2 separate regions of the Mus musculus genome follow, and region 2 is linked to region 1. The links are chromatin loops, found by intact Hi-C in ENCODE. Cell type or tissue: heart. All regions are shown on one strand. Each heading gives the region's core, and the rest is flanking DNA. Links, peaks and the distances in the headings are about the cores only.

What was found. A loop is a pair of places that touch in the nucleus more often than their neighbours do. Peaks named below come from ENCODE experiments on the same cell type or tissue, not always from the same donor. Only the 100,000 strongest peaks of a DNase experiment are listed, where the experiment ranks them.
Region 2: a loop joins it to region 1, with 2.5 times the contacts of the local background. A loop is called at or near these places in 1 of 42 quality-filtered maps.

Annotation. Positions count from the first base shown.
Region 1 is chr4:155,949,041-155,958,106 of GRCm38, reverse strand. Ube2j2 (ubiquitin-conjugating enzyme E2J 2) reads right to left here. Exons shown (of 8, transcript NM_021402.6): 3 at 8,970-9,066; 4 at 6,595-6,635; 5 at 2,771-2,873; 6 at 2,547-2,685; 7 at 1,659-1,739; 8 at 1-1,026. The coding sequence ends at 742. Among named protein-coding and RNA genes, the nearest start is that of C1qtnf12, 8.7 kb to the left of the region's middle. In heart, for the core only: no CTCF peak of the experiment used is centred there; no DNase peak of the experiment used is centred there.
Region 2 is chr4:155,807,592-155,816,657 of GRCm38, reverse strand. Ccnl2 (cyclin L2) reads right to left here and starts at 4,169. Exons shown (of 11, transcript NM_207678.1): 1 at 3,849-4,169; 2 at 3,416-3,490; 3 at 3,090-3,199; 4 at 1,295-1,415. The coding sequence starts at 4,130. Mrpl20 (mitochondrial ribosomal protein L20) reads right to left here. Exons shown (of 5, transcript NM_025570.3): 5 at 7,827-8,179. The coding sequence ends at 8,006. In heart, for the core only: no CTCF peak of the experiment used is centred there; DNase peaks (open chromatin) are centred at 3,637 and 4,267; H3K4me3 peaks cover 2,807 bases; H3K27ac peaks cover 2,361 bases.

The sequences.
Region 1 (9,066 bases), core at 3,161-7,160:
AGATATGAAAGAACTTGGAGTGCACTGTCTGCCAACATAGGAGGGCCGGCTTCTGGCCAACTGGACATAAGGAACCAGGGTTACCAAGGCTCCTACTTCTCCATCACTCAAGGGAGCTGAAAGCAGAGGTACTAAGGTTGACAGCAGTACCTGGGCTACCCACAGTCCTTCACCACAGTCCTCAGCCACGGTTCTAAGTGCAGCACTTTGTGGTCAGAGAGCAAGCTGCTGCTTCTACCTTAACAGAAAGCAGAACCGGCACTTTGTGTGAGTCTTCTCTCACTCAGAAGCAATTTTACAATGAGATCAAATCAGTCCTCTCCTAGACCAGCCGGCCCACTTAGCCCCACCAGGAGGCTTTCAGCTCCTCCACTAAGAACACACACAGAGTATTTGATAGGCATTAAAGTTTTATATTTTAAGTGACCAAATCTAATAAAATGAAAAACAAAACAAAACAAAACCAACAAAACAGGTTTACTAAACAGGGTCAAAAGACAACACAGGAGATAAGCAGTAAAACCAGAGCGCGAGTGGCTCCGTCCAGTCAACCTCAAGAGGGAGTTGAGAACCACCAGTCTCCTCCAGATCACATTTTGGTTTTTGCTTTCTCTTTAAGGTTTGTAAAAAGTGAAGCCCGGGAGTCCGGCAGGCCACCCTGTGCCAGCACGTCCTTCACGCCGGCATCAAGCTCTGGCCCTGTGTCCCTCGGCAGCAACTGTAGGCTGTGGCTTGTGACCCTCACTCCTGTGCTATGCTTCTCAGCACGTACTTGACCGTGTAGGCGAAGGCTGCAAACCCAACTATAACAAACAAGTTCGCCAACGCGCCGCCCAGGAGTCCGTGATGCCTGTTGGCCTGTGGGAGCCCAGCGAGGTTGGGGCCAGCAGCGGGTGCGTGCCCATTGAGGAGCTGGATCCCATGCTGGCCACGGTGCAGCTCCCCATCAGGAACCACGTCTGGCAAAGGAAGATTCTGGGGCCTGTTACTTAGTTCATCTTGTGCTTTCTGTTTCTGTTTAATTTCCTGAGAGAAAAACAAAAAAACCCTCAGTTGTCTTAACCTGTCCATTTGGGAGCAGAACTCAAGTTTTTACAAGCTCAGATCTACCACCCAGAACACAGTTCCCCATGCCTCTGCATGAGCATAGCTTTGCATCCCATTTTACAGGTAAAGAAAGCAAGCAAGGTGTCAACATCATTCCTCTGTGCCCGAGTCGAGTAACGAGCTACCAAAAGCTACACCACCTTCCAGCCCACAGTACATGCCCAGCCCTTGCAGGAGGCAACTGATGCACCCCCTGGCTACTGGTGGCAGATCTCTTGAGGGATGGCCACTGATCAGCAAGCATGCCTCTGTGTGGACACTTGTGTATGTTCCTCAGAGTCTCTCCCACATCCCTAAGCTGTCTTTCCCGCACTATAGGGTCCTGGAGAAGAGCTAGCTCTGTCACCCAATAGTGTGTGCATCTGGAAGCATGACCAGTACTGAGCCTTCTACATCCTCCAGCAACAAGGAGGGCCTGCAATCCCACTACAACACCTACAGGAACACAGCAGTAAGCACACAAACACAGCTTCTCTTTGGAAACAATTATATCTGAAAGTGTTTTTAACATAAAGGAAGACAAAACTAAGTTCCCACTTTTGCCTTCTTACCTCCACAACTTCAGGAAATAATTCACAAAAGACTTTATCTTTTAAATTAAACACTAGACTCTGTGCTGCCAGCTGTTTTTTCTAGGAAGAAAGAGAAGGGAATTATCAGCCAAAAAGCTAATTTTAATTTGTTTGTTTTTTTTGAGACAGAATTTGTCTATATAGACCTGGCTATCATCAAACTCAAGAAATCTACCTGCCTCTGCCTCCTGAGTGCTGGGATTAAAGGCATGAGCCAGCATTGCCCAGCCAACTTAAAAACAAACCTAAAAAAGAGCTGAATATGGTGGTGCACACCTGCAATCCCAACATGTAGGAGGCTGAGATTCAATGCCAGCCTATTCTACATAGGTGAGCTCCATACACCCTATGCTAATAATGAGATCCTAATGGCAAAGCAAAACAAAATCTCAAAACAGACTTGTGTAATCAATATTATAGAAAACATCTAAAATGCTCCTCCCCCCCCCCCCGCAAAAAAAATTAGTCTTATGAAGGCTTACTTATATTTTGTTATCAATTAACATTAAACATGGTAAATAAACATTAGAGAAATAAAACAAGCAGGAAACATGTTCTGTGTCCCACATCAAGCCTTACAAAGTCTCCTGAGGAGTACAGGAATATCAGTGATGCTTAGCAAAAAAACAAAAGCAGAGTTGGAGACAGAATTGGACAGTGAGGCCAGGAGCCATGGTGTGAGGCAGCCAAAGCAGAGATATTTCTACAGTGTGGCCAGGAACAGGGAACTGGTTGGCGGGAGACCCATACAGCCTCCATCTGCTCAAGAGGAAAACTGTTCCATGTCTCAGGACAGAATCAGCCCAGGATGAAAGGTTGGAGGCCACAGTGCCACAAAACCCTGGGCGAGGCGCTACCACACCTCACCGTGAAGTCCGACGTCTCTATGCTCCCCAGGGTGGGGCCTTTCTCCACCATAAAGCTCAGGAGCCCTGTTAGAATGGTGGAGACGGACCACGCTGGATTCCATGTATCTGGGTGGAAATCTGTGATGGAGAGACACAGCCTGAAAGAAAGTGATTTTGTAAGCAAGAATGCACACTTCCCACGAGCACAGACAGCTCAAAGCATTGCATCACCAGGAAGCTTACCTTGTGTTGCACTTAAATCTTCCATTGGGGGTTATCATGTAAATACTAGGAGGCTTAAATGGAAATTCTCTGGGAAAAATTAGTTTTCCATGATAATAGCCACCTACACCAAAAGAAAAAAAAAAGTATTAGCCTTGTCAACATCTAATGTAACTTGGTCTCCTCCTGTCCTCTCCCTATGCTGGCTCGCAAGCTTAACCAACTATTGACTTTATTCTCCAGGGCTTGCACTACTGTCCAACACTTCAGCCTGTCCCCCAGTATCTGACTCCCCATCTATTACACCTGTACTCACAGGAGACTATAATTATCACTTGTCCCACTACAGCTATAGAACAACCCTTTTCTCTCCATCTTCATGTTCCTCCCTTACTGAGAACTCCATCGTCAGAAGACAACTACAGTTGCTTCAGATCTCTGCCTCTTCCACGACTTCGTTTGGTTCCTAGCAAATACATTTCTTTTTCTTTTTTTTTTTAAAGATTTATTTATTATTATATGTAAGTACACTGTAGCTGTCTTCAGACACTCCAGAAGAGGGCGTCAGATCTCATTACAGATGGTTGTGAGCCACCATGTGGTTGCTGGGATTTGAACTCAGGACCTCTGGAAGAGCCGTCGGTGCTCTTACCCACTGAGCCATCTCTCCAGCCCGCAAGTACATTTCTAACACAAGCATTTATCTGCAGGGATGAAAAGAAGCACCCACTTGCATTTCAAAGAAGAGGACCACAAGAATGGATGTCAGGCAAGAGCTTGGTGAAATCTACACGACACAGCACAGTGCAAATCAGGTAAGAATACTGGATGCCACCGGGTATCAGAGAACGACTTACAGAACACAAATGAGGGCTGAAGAGGTGAATCAGGAACTAAGAACCAGCTATGCAAGCATTAAAGTCAGAGTCTGCATTCTAGAACCCACAGAACAAGATGGTATGCGTGCAACTTCAGCAATGAAGGCTGCTAGTCTAGCAGAAAGATTACAATCCCAGGTTCAGGGAAACCCTTCCTCAAATGGAACAGAGAGACCTGACAACCTGCTCTAGCTTCTTCACATACTTGAGCACACCAGCACACACACGTGCCCACACCCACAGTGCAATGTGATTCTTTGTGTATAAATACACATCACTTATTGTTTGGTTATTATGGTGGTAATTAGACCTGGAGCCTTTTGCACATGCTAAGCAAGACGTCTACCGCTGAGATACATCCCTAACTTAAACACAGGTCACATTACAAAGGACACTCAGTGTTTATAGGTGGCCAAAGGCCTCACCTTTAAAGTCTGAGGAATATTTTTACCAAATAAGCACAGCAACACAGACCTCCCTAAAATCAACGCGCAGTTCTCGCCGTGGGACAGAGTCGGCAACAGGTCCTTCCCTCTACAAGCAAGAAGAGCACAAAGAGAGTCCCGGAGGGGCGGGCCACAAGCATAACCATGGCCCAAGTCTAGGAACGACACCCAGAGAACACAGAACCATCAACGCCTTTGGGGTTAAAACAAAAAAAAAAGGAATCCACTTTAGGTTCTTTGTCCTTTCATGTAAAGTTTAAAGCGAGCCTTTAACATTACTAAAACATGAATAGGGTCACAGTAAATCCACAATTAGTGATACATTTTTAGCAAATTTTCCATAGGAAGTCAATTTTGTATTCTTGGGATAGGTGCGTCCAAGAGCACTAGATATAGAACTGCCATAGAGCTCAGGACAAAAATGTGGAATTACAGAGGAGCCACTAGGAAGGCAGGGAGGAAGGGACAGAATAGCTCAAAAACCAAGGAGCACATCAGAAAAGCAGTCATCAACAGCAACATATACCAGAGGACAAGAAACTGAGGACTGAGCCAAGCTCTTGACCATGACAAGGATTCCTTACACACCCTGAGAGAATGTTATCTACCTACCAAAGGTTAGTCCTTGGTAGGTATAGATAACATTGGGTAGGGACAGCTGAGGAGATGCAGAAAAGAGATTCAGGAAACTGTCAGCCTGAGGACATACCCACAGGTGACACAGAAGAGGATAAAAAGATGGGAGAATAGGAAGTACACCAGCATTGACAGCTAAGACACTAGAGTTATAGATTAGGAAACAGGCCAGGGTTGAGTTGGCAAGATCTGGCAGTCTCCAAGGTTCTCTGCTTATACATCTTTCAGAGCCACCCTCTCTAGCCCATCGCCACATCAGCAAACCTTAGTTAGTCTGGTGCTACTAGAGATCTTATCTTGTCACACAGTGGTTAAATGCTATTTCAAATTTAAAAGCAGGCTGGAGAGATGGCTCAGCAGTTAAGAGTACCTACTGAAGGAAAAAAAGAGAAAAGAGTATCTATTGCTTTTGCAAAGGACCTGGGTTTGATTCCAAGCACCCATATCGCTATTCAAAACTATCTATAACTCTAGCTACAGAGAACCCATCACCTCTGCTGACCTCTGCACAAACAGTGCCACATACACACACTTATGTGTACATACACACATACAGAAATTTATCTAAAAATTAAAAACAAAACCCAAAATAACTTCAAAACTCAAAATAGTAGCCACAGTCTCCCACTAGAGATAGATAACCATGACTCATTTCTATATATGCGTGCATGTCAAATACAAAGTGTTTTATATTATTTTCATCAATTATTTGGAAGCCCATCTGTCTCTTAGAGACTGACAGAAAGAAATTCAAGGACTCCAGGAGATACATGGCCTGTTTGCCTCCCTCCCTGCTGCTATGGGGCACAAGTAAGTTCTGGTGTCAGCACCATCATCATGACAGACACACACAGACAGGCAGACAGGCAGACAGACACACCCAGCCCCCGTGGACTCATTCTCCAGAACAAATTACCCCAACACTTGGGTTCCTGGACCAAAGAAGAACCCGTTAAAGAAGAATCAGCCAAACAACCTGGAAGAGTTTGCCCTTTTTATTCTCAATCACCCAAGCACTGAACCAAACATTCCAAGCAGCCGTTTTTTTTTTCTTTTATGTTTGTGCTGAGAATGGAACCCAGAGCCCCACAGACCATCTCAGTCCTCCACAAGGTTCCCACTAGGTGAAGGCCTGCTACAGTTGCCATGTGAAGTTCGGCTGATGGCTGGAAGCAGAGGCACTACCCATCTGGCCAGTGCTCTGCCCTGGGCTTGCATAGAGACGTCAGCCTTGCCGTAAGAGCCTAGACACCACTGACAGTTTCAAGAACTGATTTATTAAAATCACTGAGAACCTCGCTAGTGGCAGCTGGTAACCTGAGGGATCAGGCCACCATGTCAACACTGAAAAGCAATAAAGAGAAGTGAGACCCTGATAGGTCCTATAAAGACCCCTAGGACCTTCCTTAGCATCACTCCTCTGTTTGGCTTAGAGACTAATCTGACATTAAAAAGTATCTAGCAAAACTTTATCTCCGCTTTGTTTGGCCTTAGAAACAGAAGAACGTCTTACTATTTATCCTGGGCTGGAGAGATGGCTCAGCAGTTAAGAGCACTCTTTTCTTGCAAAAGCACCCAGGTTCAATTCCCAGCAACTCCATGGTAGATCACAATCATCTAGAACTCCAGATACTGACCCCCTTTTCTGTGGGCTCCAGGTACATACATGGTACACAAGCAAATACCCATATACATTAAAAAAAAAAACTTTCTCCACTTCTAACCAACATAAGAGGCTGGGGAAATGCAGATGGTTACAAGCAGTCCGACAAAACCAAAACGAGCAAACATGATGTCTAGGACGAGATTCAAGTAACTAATGTGGCTGCTCGTGACCAGAACACACAGGCTGCCATTCACATGGAAATTCAGATTTTCTACTAACCTTCATAAGGAGTCATCTCAGGGCCTCGGACAACATAATGCCTAACGGAGAGAGAGAGAAGGAAATTACTTGATTTGTGTACCATAAATTCTCTAAAACTACAGAATTCTCACAAAAGGTCTGGCACTACAGTTTGGGGCAATGCCCACAACCCTAATAAAAAGAGAGCAAAGACCTCCTAGCTCACGCTGAATCCTTCTCTCCCGGGAGTTTGGTGTTCAGTGGGTGGCAGACGCTAAGGCCATTCAAACAGAGCCCGTGTGTGGAGAATCTCTATGTACTGTGTGGAAGCATCGCCTGTCAATAAAAAGTCTATGGCCAACGAGCTGAGGCAGGGAATAGGAGGTGAGAGTTCCCAGAGAGGGAAATTCTGGGAAAGAGCCAGGCAGAGTAGATTTGCCCCAACACTGGAGGAGACAGGTGCATAAACCTGAGAAGTATCTAACCAGTAGAAGAACTTAGACTAGAATAAACTGGATTACTGAGATACGAGCTAGTTAGGGAACAGAGCCAGGACTATTGGCCTAGGCATTTATTCAAATAGAGCTCAGTTTCAGAGTCATTATTTCTGGGAACAAAGAGGCTACTGGGCACTAAGTGCCTAATGAGCTTCTTCAGTGACTTATCCCATGTGCTGTCCACTCTTAGCTTTGGGGAACTGAGTGTGCTTGGAGCAAATGCCCAGGGTCAAGAATGTACTTGCTTCTGTCTGCACGCCTATGAACTCCACCCCACATAGCTCTTCTCCTTTGTTGCTTTTCGTTCTAGCAAATCTTTTTGTTTGTTTGTTTGGTTGCTTGGTTGGTTTTTCGAGACAGGGTTTCTCTATATAGCCCTGGCTGTCCTGGAACTCACTTTGTAGACCAGGCTGGCCTCGAACTCAGAAATCCGCCTGCCTCTGCCTCCTGAGTGCTGGGATCAAAGGCGTGCGCCACCACCGCCCGGCTCGTTCTAGCAAATCTTAAGTGCGAGTTGGTGAGATGGATTAATGGGCAAAGGCACATACTGCCAATATGATGCCTAAGTTTGATTCCCAGGATTCTATAAGGTAGAAGGAGAGAACTGGCTCCCCAAACTGTTCTCTGACCTTCCCATATATGTGTTGGCACTTGTGTACCCACCCCACAAACACAATCAATGCAATAAAAAATTGATTTAATTTAAATCTCAAGCAAGTCCTTCTTAGCACACAATCAAATCAAAGGGTGGACTTAGAGACCTATAACCAGCACATGAAGATGAGCTCCACATACAACAAAGATATTCCCACTAACCAGGTAACCAGTGACCCAGCAATGAAACCTGCCCCCACATCAGCCAACTGCCTCCTAGGGACTACATCTAACTCTCATCTCTGGAACAGGGTTAGTTCTAATGCCACTGAAGAGGCCCCTCATGCATTTCTTCTATCAACATACAAACGCAAAACATTTCTTTTTAATTCAGGAAAAATTTTCCTCTGGATTTGGAAAATTATAAAAGTATTAAAAAATGTCTTAAATACAAACAAACAAAAAACAGGACCTCAGTACACTGTATTGGCTGGCCCAGAACTCAAGAGAGTTACGGGTCTCTGTCTCCTGAATGCTGAGATTAAAGGTATGTGCCACACCCAGTAAAAAATGCTTTCTGGTGAGTCAAATCTTGTATTTCATTTCTCAAAGCTGGTAATGAGCACTTCCACAGAGAACACGAAACCTCGTGACTCCTTCCACAGAGAACATGAAACCTCGTGACTCTATCCTTTTTGTTTGGTTTGGTTTGGTTGTTCAAGACAAGGTTTCTCGGTGTAGCTCTGGCTGTCTTAGAACTCACTCTGTAGGCCAGGCTAGTCTTGAACTCAGAGATTCAGAGATCTACCTGCCTCTGCCTCCCAAGTCCTGGGTTAATGTGTGCCACCATACCCAATGACTCCACACTTTTAATGGAGCAAAAGAGCTACCATGCACCAAATGTTTTTTATGACCTCTATCACGGTCAGTGCAAGAGTTAGGAGCGCTTGGCTTAGGCCAGAGTCAAGGGTTCATCGTATCAATGTTGCACTAATGTTCCCAGGCTATAGAGTGAATTCCCAATGTCAGAAAGCAAAATGCAGTCCAACCCTAATGCTCCTGAGCAACACGTGAGAGATTTATAAACTCAAAGTCCACGTAAGTACTACCTCAGGGTAGAAGATTTCTCCTTTTAGCCCTAGCCTAAGCCAAGCAGGACTCTATAATATTCTTGACATAGCACTCCCTGCAAAGCCCAGAGTATTGACAGGCCTCTCGAGTGTCCATCCACAGCTGAGGAGTTACAAGACTGCCTCTACCATGAGCAGGCCTAGCAGCTGGACCACTACAGGACCTGCGACAGAGTGACTACAGTAGTCTTACCATTCAAGAATATTTGAAGGGAGGGGCTCTGCACAGATGTAAGGCACTGGGTCTTTCTTAATTCGAAGGTAGTCCTGCTTCAACCTTTGTGTTGCTG
Region 2 (9,066 bases), core at 2,311-6,310, 140 kb after region 1:
TGGGGAAGTAGAGGGGCTCATTGGCCAGCCAGTCTAACCTAATTGGTGAGGTCCAGGCCAACGAGAGCAGCCGTCTCAGGAGCAAGTATCCCTGGAAGTTTTCCTCTGGACTCCAAAATGTACTTCCACACACATGCACTTAAAATTTTTACTGTTAAGAAAAATGTAGATGGAGCTAGAGATGACTCAATGGTTAAGAGCAAGTATCAGCAATTCCAGAGGTCCTGAGTTTTATTCCCAGCAACCACACCATAGCTCACAACCATGGGATACGATTCCCTATTCTGGTGGGCATGAAGAGTATCCATATACTTAAAATTTGTAAATAAATCTAAGGAAAAAGAAAAAGAAAGAGAAAAAGAAAGAGAAAAAGAAAGAGAAAAAGAGAAAGAAAGAAAGAAAGAAAGAAAGAAAGAAAGAAAGAAAGAAAGAAAGAAAGAAAGAAAGAAAGAAAGAAAGGGAAGGGAAAGGAAAAGAAAGAAAAAAGGAAGGAAGGAAGGAAGGAAAGAAGGAAGGAAGGAAGGAAGGAAGGAGAGAGACAAAAAAAGTAGGCTTAAAAACAATTGGTTTTTTTTTTTGTTTGTTTTTATCTTTTGGTTTTTCGAGACAGGGTTTTTTTTTGTTGTTGTTGTTGTTCTTTTGAGACAGGGTTTCTCTGTGTAGCCCTGGCTGTCCTGGCACTCACTCTGTAGACCAGGCTGGCCTCGAACTCAGAAATCCGCCTGCCTCTGCCTCCCGAGTGCTGGGATTAAAGGTGTGCGCCACCATGGCCCAGTGTTGCTCTGTTTTTAATCTATCTATCTAATCTATCTGAGACAGAGTTCCACTACCTAGCCTTGTTGGCCCTGGAACTCACCATGTAGTCCAGGCTGGCCTTGAACTCAGAAGAGCTTCCTGCCTCAACCTCCCAAGTGCTAGGATTAAACCACTCAAGGCTGAGCCCTGTATATTTTTGAGATGAGGTCTCATGTAGTGAAGGCTGGCTTCCTACTTGAAATGAAGCTGAAAACTTCCAAACCAGGCAAGAAAAATGTATGTTTATGAATTACACTTCAAATTTTACCACTGATTTTGAAAGCTGAAATCTAAAAGACACCATTTCAAACACTCTTATATTGCTAAAAATAACAATTATAAAAAGTTGATAAATAAAGGACTAATTTTAAGTTCTAGACATAAACAAGAAAACCAAGAGGGGGAACCGTTCAGTACGTTTCAAGGCCTTCACTCCTGCACACAGTAGAAGTCAGCTCAAGTGTGACTTGGGTGGCTGCAGGTGCCAGGCCAAACCCACCTTGTGAGGGTGCTTCACATGGACACAAAAGCCCAACTCCTTGAGAACCCGTCTCTCTGCCTTTATAATCTGGTTCTTTAGGTTAACATACTCTTGATCAAGCACCAGAGGCACGGGCTTCCTGCAGGGAAGGCAAAGAGTAATATGCTCTGTACCAGGGTTGATCAAAACCTTTTAGATTCCACAATTATTTCCAAGCGATACATACCACAGCACCAGAAAGCTACAAATGACATTTCCTGTAACAAAATTTTAGAAGTCCTCAAACCTACATACACTTATTACCCACCTGCCCCCCACCTTGACTTTACACATAAACAATATTCTAGCGTAACAACACACCTCCTGAATATGGTGGAGAGTCTGAGGATCTCTGCACAGTGCTATGACACTGTGTCAGAATTCAAGGCAAAAAGATCACCCTTTTCATGAGTTGTAAACTGCAGAACCAACACAGCACAATAAAGTCATCCCTTGGTACACACTGGTGCTGGGGTAATGACAATTTTCACCTAATACTAATACCCATGAATGTTTAAGCACCTTACGCAAAGTGGTGGACTATCCCCACAGCCTCTTCACACTTCACATCGTATTTGGATACTTTATACCTATTACACTGGAAATGTTGTTGAAGGGACAGTGACAAGGAAGTCTAATCATGTTCAACACAAAAACTATTCCACCTCATACTCTCCCAGTCTCTCACCCCGAACACTAATATTTTCAAGAGTTAGTTGAACTCTTGAATGAGAAACCTGCAGATAGACTACAAAAAGAGAGACATGGTCAAGTCTCAAAGGGTTTGTTAAGCTGGGCACGATAGTACAGTCCCCTAAGCCCAGCATTCTGGAGCCAGAGACAAGACCATCTGTATGAGTGAGACCAGCTTGGTCTACAGAAGGCTCAAAGACTGTTGAGGCTCATAGCCAAGACTGTTTCAGAATAAAGCAAACACCAAAGGGCTCCTGTGAAGGAGCAGAAAGTCTGGGACAAGGTCTAGGTGCACTGCTATACTATTAGGGATATTTGTTTTCTGGTTCTGTTGGTCCGTGTGGATGTTTTAGCTGGGGGCTGCTGTAGTCAGTTGTCTCCTTCTCCTTCTACAACGTGGGACTTCAGTATCAAATCCAGGCTCTCAGGCTTGCCAACAGGTTCCTTAACTAACTAAACCATTTAATCAACCCAGTGTGTTTGTTCTTTAAATTTTGTACAACATTTGTTTGGTATGTGGGTTGTGCCTATGGAGGTCAGAGGACAACTTGCTGGAGTCAATTCTCCTCCTACCATGTTGATCCCAAAACTAAATACAGGTTGTCAGGCTTGGTGACAAATGTGGTTCACACACGTAAGGAAGATTTAGATGGGATTGCTAAGAGGTTAAGACTGCTACACAGCTAGACCAGATATCAAAAAAGACAGCTGTCTAGGGGTATTTCTGTTACAAATGGTTTCTGGCAAGGAAAGGCCAGGAATATTGATCGACATATTACAATGACACTAGAACAAAGAATGGCCAGTTCAGACACTAACAGCGCTGAGGGTGAGAACCAGGGACCTGGTGCTCAGAGGTTCTCAGCAGAACCATGGAACAAACAGGACAATAGGGTGGTGAGCTGATGTGGTCATACAGGAATTGTTTCAGCAGGGCTAGGACAGCCAGCTATCCTGGTTATTGTACCCCCCTACCAACTGCCCCAAGACAGCATCTAGGGCACATGCGAACAATCTACTGTAAATTCACAGGTTGGTATTAACAATGACAGACATTAGGACAGCTCTGCAAAGGACTCACTTTTTCTCTCTCAGATGCCGAAGGCGATGGAATACATTGATGACATCCCTGATTCGTCTCGGAGCCTCTTCTATTTTGGAAGCCAGGTGAACACAAGCCATGGACACATGCTGAAATGTACATTGTGACACGGGTGTTTTTCCCCCCAACTTGAGAACCTTCCAAGGCATTAAAACTATTAGAAACAACCAGAAGATACAGAGACAGACAGGCCTCTAGGGAAAGAGCTGTGTAGACTTTGCAGGACAGAATTCAGCTAAGCACTGGGCAGAACAGGCCAGGTTTCATCCCAATTCATTTCTCCGAGAAAACAGAAAGAAGCCTACCTCCATGGAATGTTTCACGAAGGACTTAGTGTAAAAGAACCGCTGGAACAGCACCTGCCCTGTAGCCATGGCCACCTAGGGACAGAGAGGGTTCCATCACGTTTGAATGCAGGACTCACGCTTGTCCCGGCTACAATGTCTTGTGTGATTTCCCCCCAGGACAAATAGCCACGACAGTTTCCATTTCCCCCAAAGGGTTTGGGTCTCGCGAGGCTTTCTTGGGGGTAAAAGGGCTTCGGCTCCGGCGGAGGGGGAAGGGGAAGGGGAAGGGATGGCGGGTGCGGGTTATTTCAAGGCTGCGGAGCGCACAGGCTCGGACCTCGTCGCCTGGGTCCGGTGAGCTCCGGGCCGGGGGCCGGGACGACAACAAAGGCCCGGCCCTCGGCCCTCGGCCGGCGAACGGCCCCTGCAGAGCTCGCGGCCCGGCCCTTACCTGCGGCAGGCGGAGCAGGATGCCGGCTGCCTGGATGAGCTCGCAGCCCACGACGCGGAGTCCCGTCTCCGTATCGACGTCGAGGCCGCTCGACATGGACGGCGTGAAGCGGAGCTTGTCGTCGGGCAGCAGGCAGTTTTCCAAGGTGATGAGCACGCCCGAGTAGAGCCTGTCGCCGATCAGCACCCCCTGAGACCCCGGGGCCGCTCCCGCCGAGCCGGAAGAGCAGGCCGCCGACGCCGGAGCCATCAACCCCGCAGCCCCGGCCGCCGCCGCCGCCATTTTGTGCCGCCGACTCTTCTCGGGCCCTTCCCGTCAGGGCGGCTGCTCGAGACGATCGTGGCCGCCCCGCCCCGCCCCCTCCCATTGGCTGAACGTCACCGCTGTCTCGACGCCGTTGGCCGTACGACCAGTCCGTCAGTGTCGCGTCAGGCACCGACGCCGGAAGCACCCACGGGTGGGGCTGCTCGTTACCCACTTGGCTCCGCGGCCTGGCCCGAACCGGAACTCCTGCCTGGCAAAAGGGGTTCTAGAAGGGCGCCTTTCTTTGGGGGTTGGGACAGAACAACTTTTCTCCCACAGTCCCACGTGCACGACGTTACACCGCGACTTAGTTCGGAGTCTTTAGTTCTCAGCCCTCCCTTCCGTCCTCGGGCTCTGGAACAGCTGTGGGGTGGATCTGCCAGCATTAAAAGGGCAGATGTGCCTTTAATCCCAGCACTTAGGCAGGCGGATCTGTGTGGGTTCAAGGTCAGCCTTCTCTCTACAGCTAGAGTTCCAGGACAGCCATGGCTGAGAAACTTTGTCGCAAAAATAAATAAAATACTAAACAAAAAAGTGCAGATGAAGGGTCTGGAGAGATGGCTCAGCAGTTCAGAGAACTGACTGCTCTTGCAGAGGTCCTGAGTTCCAGCTACGACATCATGGCTTGCAGCCATCTATCTGTGATTGAATCTGATATCCTCTTCTCTCATTCAGGCACAAATGCAAACAGAGCACTCATATACACAATCTTTTCTTAAAGGGGACCCCCAATAATCTACTGCAGCAAATACAGGCCAAAAAAATGGCTTGGGGACCTTGAAGATCAAGGTGAAACGGCTTGTAGTAGACCCTACAGACAATATTAATATTCCTGACTCCAGTCCTGGCCTGCTTAGTTTCACCCAAAACAGTGCTGCTGCCACTACACAATAGATGTTTCCTGTCACTGCTCAGTTATCTCAAGCTTTTGATAAGATTTCAGCCAGGTTCGGTGAAACGGAAAATTGGGAGGACATGGGAGTTTAAGGAGATCCCTGTATAACTCTGATTCAGGTATGGTGAACAGCCAACAAGGTTGCCAAAAGTCAGTATTCCATAGTCCAGCTGTAGTGGGGTGATTGGATTCCACTCCTAAGCAGACCCCACAAAGATCTCATCAGTCCTCTCACTGTAATGGCCACGCTGCTACTGTCTGTCCGTCTGTCCCACCCCTAGGCTGCAGCTCTAAAGTAGGCACAATTGTCATTGCCTGGTCTGCCCATTCCCTAAGCTGAAACTGAACCAAGAATTAGAAAAGACTGTTGGCTCTAGTCACTCAACCCAGACTCTGGTTCTAGAGATGACTATTACATCCATCAGGAAGAGAAACCTATATTGGAGAGGGATGCTTGGTTACAACTCAACAGTGATTTGCAGTATCTTGTCTTTTTTGTGTGAAGTAGAAAACAAAGCTCAGTGATGGGGCCACATGGATGTGTATCTTCTCCAATATCAATAGCAAGTGGCTAATGAGTAATATATGTGCAACATTCTGGCAAAGTGTTAAGCATATTGTATGCAAGACACCAACCTAGTACAGTGACGTTTAGGCTGATGAAAAAGTCAAAAAAGCCTTGTAGGAATCCTCAGGAAAGAGAAGCCAAACTTAAGCTTGCCTGCAGTGGTGAGAGGACAGATCTTTAGGGACTGGGAACATTACGGAGTTGTAAGCTTCTGTAGTATGTGTGAAGCCTTGTGTTTAGTACCCTGAATCCCAGAAACTAGACATGGCCAGTACATACCTATAATCCCAGCACGTGAGAAGTAGAGGCAGGAAATCAGGAACTTAGAATCACTCTTGAGGTACGTGAAATTGTCAAAAGCAACACAAATTATAGGAGGGAAATTAGGACTTGATAAGTTATATATTGTGCTAGAAGTGTGCATTGAGTCTGAGGGAAGAGCTCAGAATGACTCGTAAGCAACTGATGGCCTAAGATGAGGAATGGTGTCACTATAATCCAGCATGGTTCCAACTGGAGGCAGAGACAGGCATTTATGGCTTCTGGAGCAAAGGGCTCAACAAAGTAGACGTGGGCCTTTCTTTTATAAATGTGACTGGCAATTAAGAATTTCCCCAAAGATAAAACATTTAATCATGAAGAAGAAACTAGTCCAGACAAAGAATGCTCTTAAAGGAAGCAAAACACTCCATCCAGCAGGTAAACTTTTTAAGATACAAGTAGCTAGGCATGGTGGCATATGCCTATAATCCCAACACTCAGGACGCAGAGGCAGGCTGAGTGCAAAAGTAGCCTGATCTGGATACTCTGTGTGTGTGTGTGTGTGTGTGTGTGTGTGTGTGTGTGTGTGTGTTTAAAGGTTAATAAACCTGGGCAGTGGTGGCGCACGCCTTTAATCCCAGCACTTGGGAGGCAGAGGCAGACGGATTTCTGAGTTCAAGGCCAGCCTGGTCTACAAAGTGAGTTCCAGGACAGCCAGGGCTACACAGAGAAACCCTGTCTCGAAAAACCAAAAAAAAAAAAAAAAAAAAAAAAAAAAGGTTAATACAATAACTTCAGGATGTTTCTGAAACTGACATGGTTTATTAGGTACCCTCCCCAAGCATGTCATGTAAGAACTATTAAGGGACTCTCAAACAAGCCAAGGTGCTTGGAAGAGATACTCTTGAACCCACGGGACTACCTGTAAGCTTGCAGTGCACTTCAGTTTTCAATCTGTGGTGTGCTTTTGGGTCATTTCTGCTCTCTTAAATAATCCTGATAAACTCACCAATTGGACCTAAGTAGTATCCTTACTTTGGTCAGTCAATGGTTCCCTCTCTGAGGTGAGTACCTTTTTGTTCACATCTCAGGAATACTGTCTTAGCTAGAAGAGAGAATAGAATAAGTCAAGGAAAAGGGTTATTGTCAGCGTCTGCTGGGTTTTGTTTCCAGGAAATGGCTTTGGTGAGAGTTACTAGGGTGAGATCAAATGTAGACCAATTATGGGAAGCAAGCAGTGGACACAAGAATGAAGGTAAGGGAGTACAAACTATAGAATTTGATGGAGGCATGGAAATTAGGTGTTTAAGAGATGGCAGTCTTTGGGTGAAGCAGGACCCCAAGAGGACAAGGGACAGACCTAACCTTATAACACTATATAACATTATAACATTATATTCTACAGGAGGAAGAAAGAGTCTACATCATACAGCATCATCAATAGAGCAGCTGAGGTGCTGCTGCTAACAAAGACTGTCCAGAATTCATTCCTTAACCTTACAGAGCAGTCTTGTGAAAAGGCCTAGCTACATAACATAAGTTTAAAAGTGCCCCCCAGCCCACTCTGAAGCTGGCCATCCTTTCAACTGAGACCAAGAGCATCATGTTTCTGATAATGAGACATATTCTTCTGATGTGTACCCAACTGGAAGCATGGAAAGAGAAGGAAAGCAGCTAGTGGCTCAACTGCTGATTCCCTGGGCCCATGCCACACACAAGGAAAAGACCAAAAGAGGTTAAATGTTTACAGTACTTAAGGCAGACCAGACAACTTGGAGGAGGGTTGATATAGGACCCCTACCTTAAAAGGAAAAGCAACATGAGAGCTGAAGCCTGCTACCCCCACTCAGCCTTTCCTGCCACAGGCAGCCAGTGATGGCAAGTCTATGGGCAGTAACAAGCTTTATATCCCTAAAGGGGGATTACTTGATGCCAGGAAATAACTCACAAGTTCAACACTGCAAAGGCTTTATTTATACAATCTTTACAGGACAGTTTGGGGCCGTGTCACTGAATAAAGACCTGTCGTCTCAGGCCTGTTGCTAAAATGTAAATAAATACAAATCAGACTTACTGGTGACAGTCCTTTTGGTCCTATCTTGTTTATAACAGTCTATAGCACTGCAGCCTTCAGTGGTACTGCACCACTCTGGAAAAGATACCTTCAGGCTCCTTTCCATCCCCCAAAGCTGCAGCAAATCCCTCCTGCTGCCTCCGCTTAGCCAATGCAGCCAAAGATTTAAACGTCTTTGGTTCATAGATGGCCAGGTCCACAAGAACTTTCCTGTTGAGCTCCACCTGGCACTGGAAAGACAAAGAACCACAGCCTATAATAAGCATCAGAAACCACTTGAGAACACTAGGTGTGGTGGTACATGCCTTTATTTCCAGCACCATAGAACCTGTAAGTTCCAGGCCTGCTAAAAAATACCCTGTTTCAAAAAGTAACAATAACCAACAAAAAGAAACTACTTCAATAGAATACAGCAGATGCTATGTTGGAACAGACAGGAGGATACAGCCACAAGACATCTACTGAGTCTAGAGTAGCCAGCCAACATTCTACTAGTGTGGAACACTTGGGAACTGTGGGAAAGGAACAGCAAGGACATCTTGCATGGAGAACATAGCAGGATTCTGTCGTATAGATGTGAGTGAGGACAAAGAAGGGAGCCACTAGAGGCTGTGGCATGAAAGAGCCAGCGGAGGCCCAGGTCCCATGGTTAGGGTCAATGGTCACCTGGACACTAAAACTTCTGGCCTGGGCTAACTATTTACTGTACTTTAGAGAAATATAAACTCATTAAGCTGTGATTCCTATCAAGTAAGACTACAGGGGTTGACAGATGCAGGTATTTCTGGCTCAGAAGAGAGAGGCTATAAGCCTGGGAGTGTAACTGAATGGCAGAAGTCATGTACAAGGTCGTGGGTTTTAACCCCAGCAATGATGATAAAAGTTAACAGGTGATTTCAGAAAGCAAGAAAAGAGAGGGGACATAATATTGCCTCAGGTCACCCAGACGACCCTTATAAAGCTCTAGAACAATGTCTGTGACGAGGTGGAAGTGGAATGCCTACCACTGGACTCTTTTAAAAGAAAAACCATGGGCAGCTAGAGAGACTGCTCAGCAGCTAAGAGCATGTACTCCTCTTCCAGAGGACTTAGGCTTACTCCCAGACCTACATGGCAG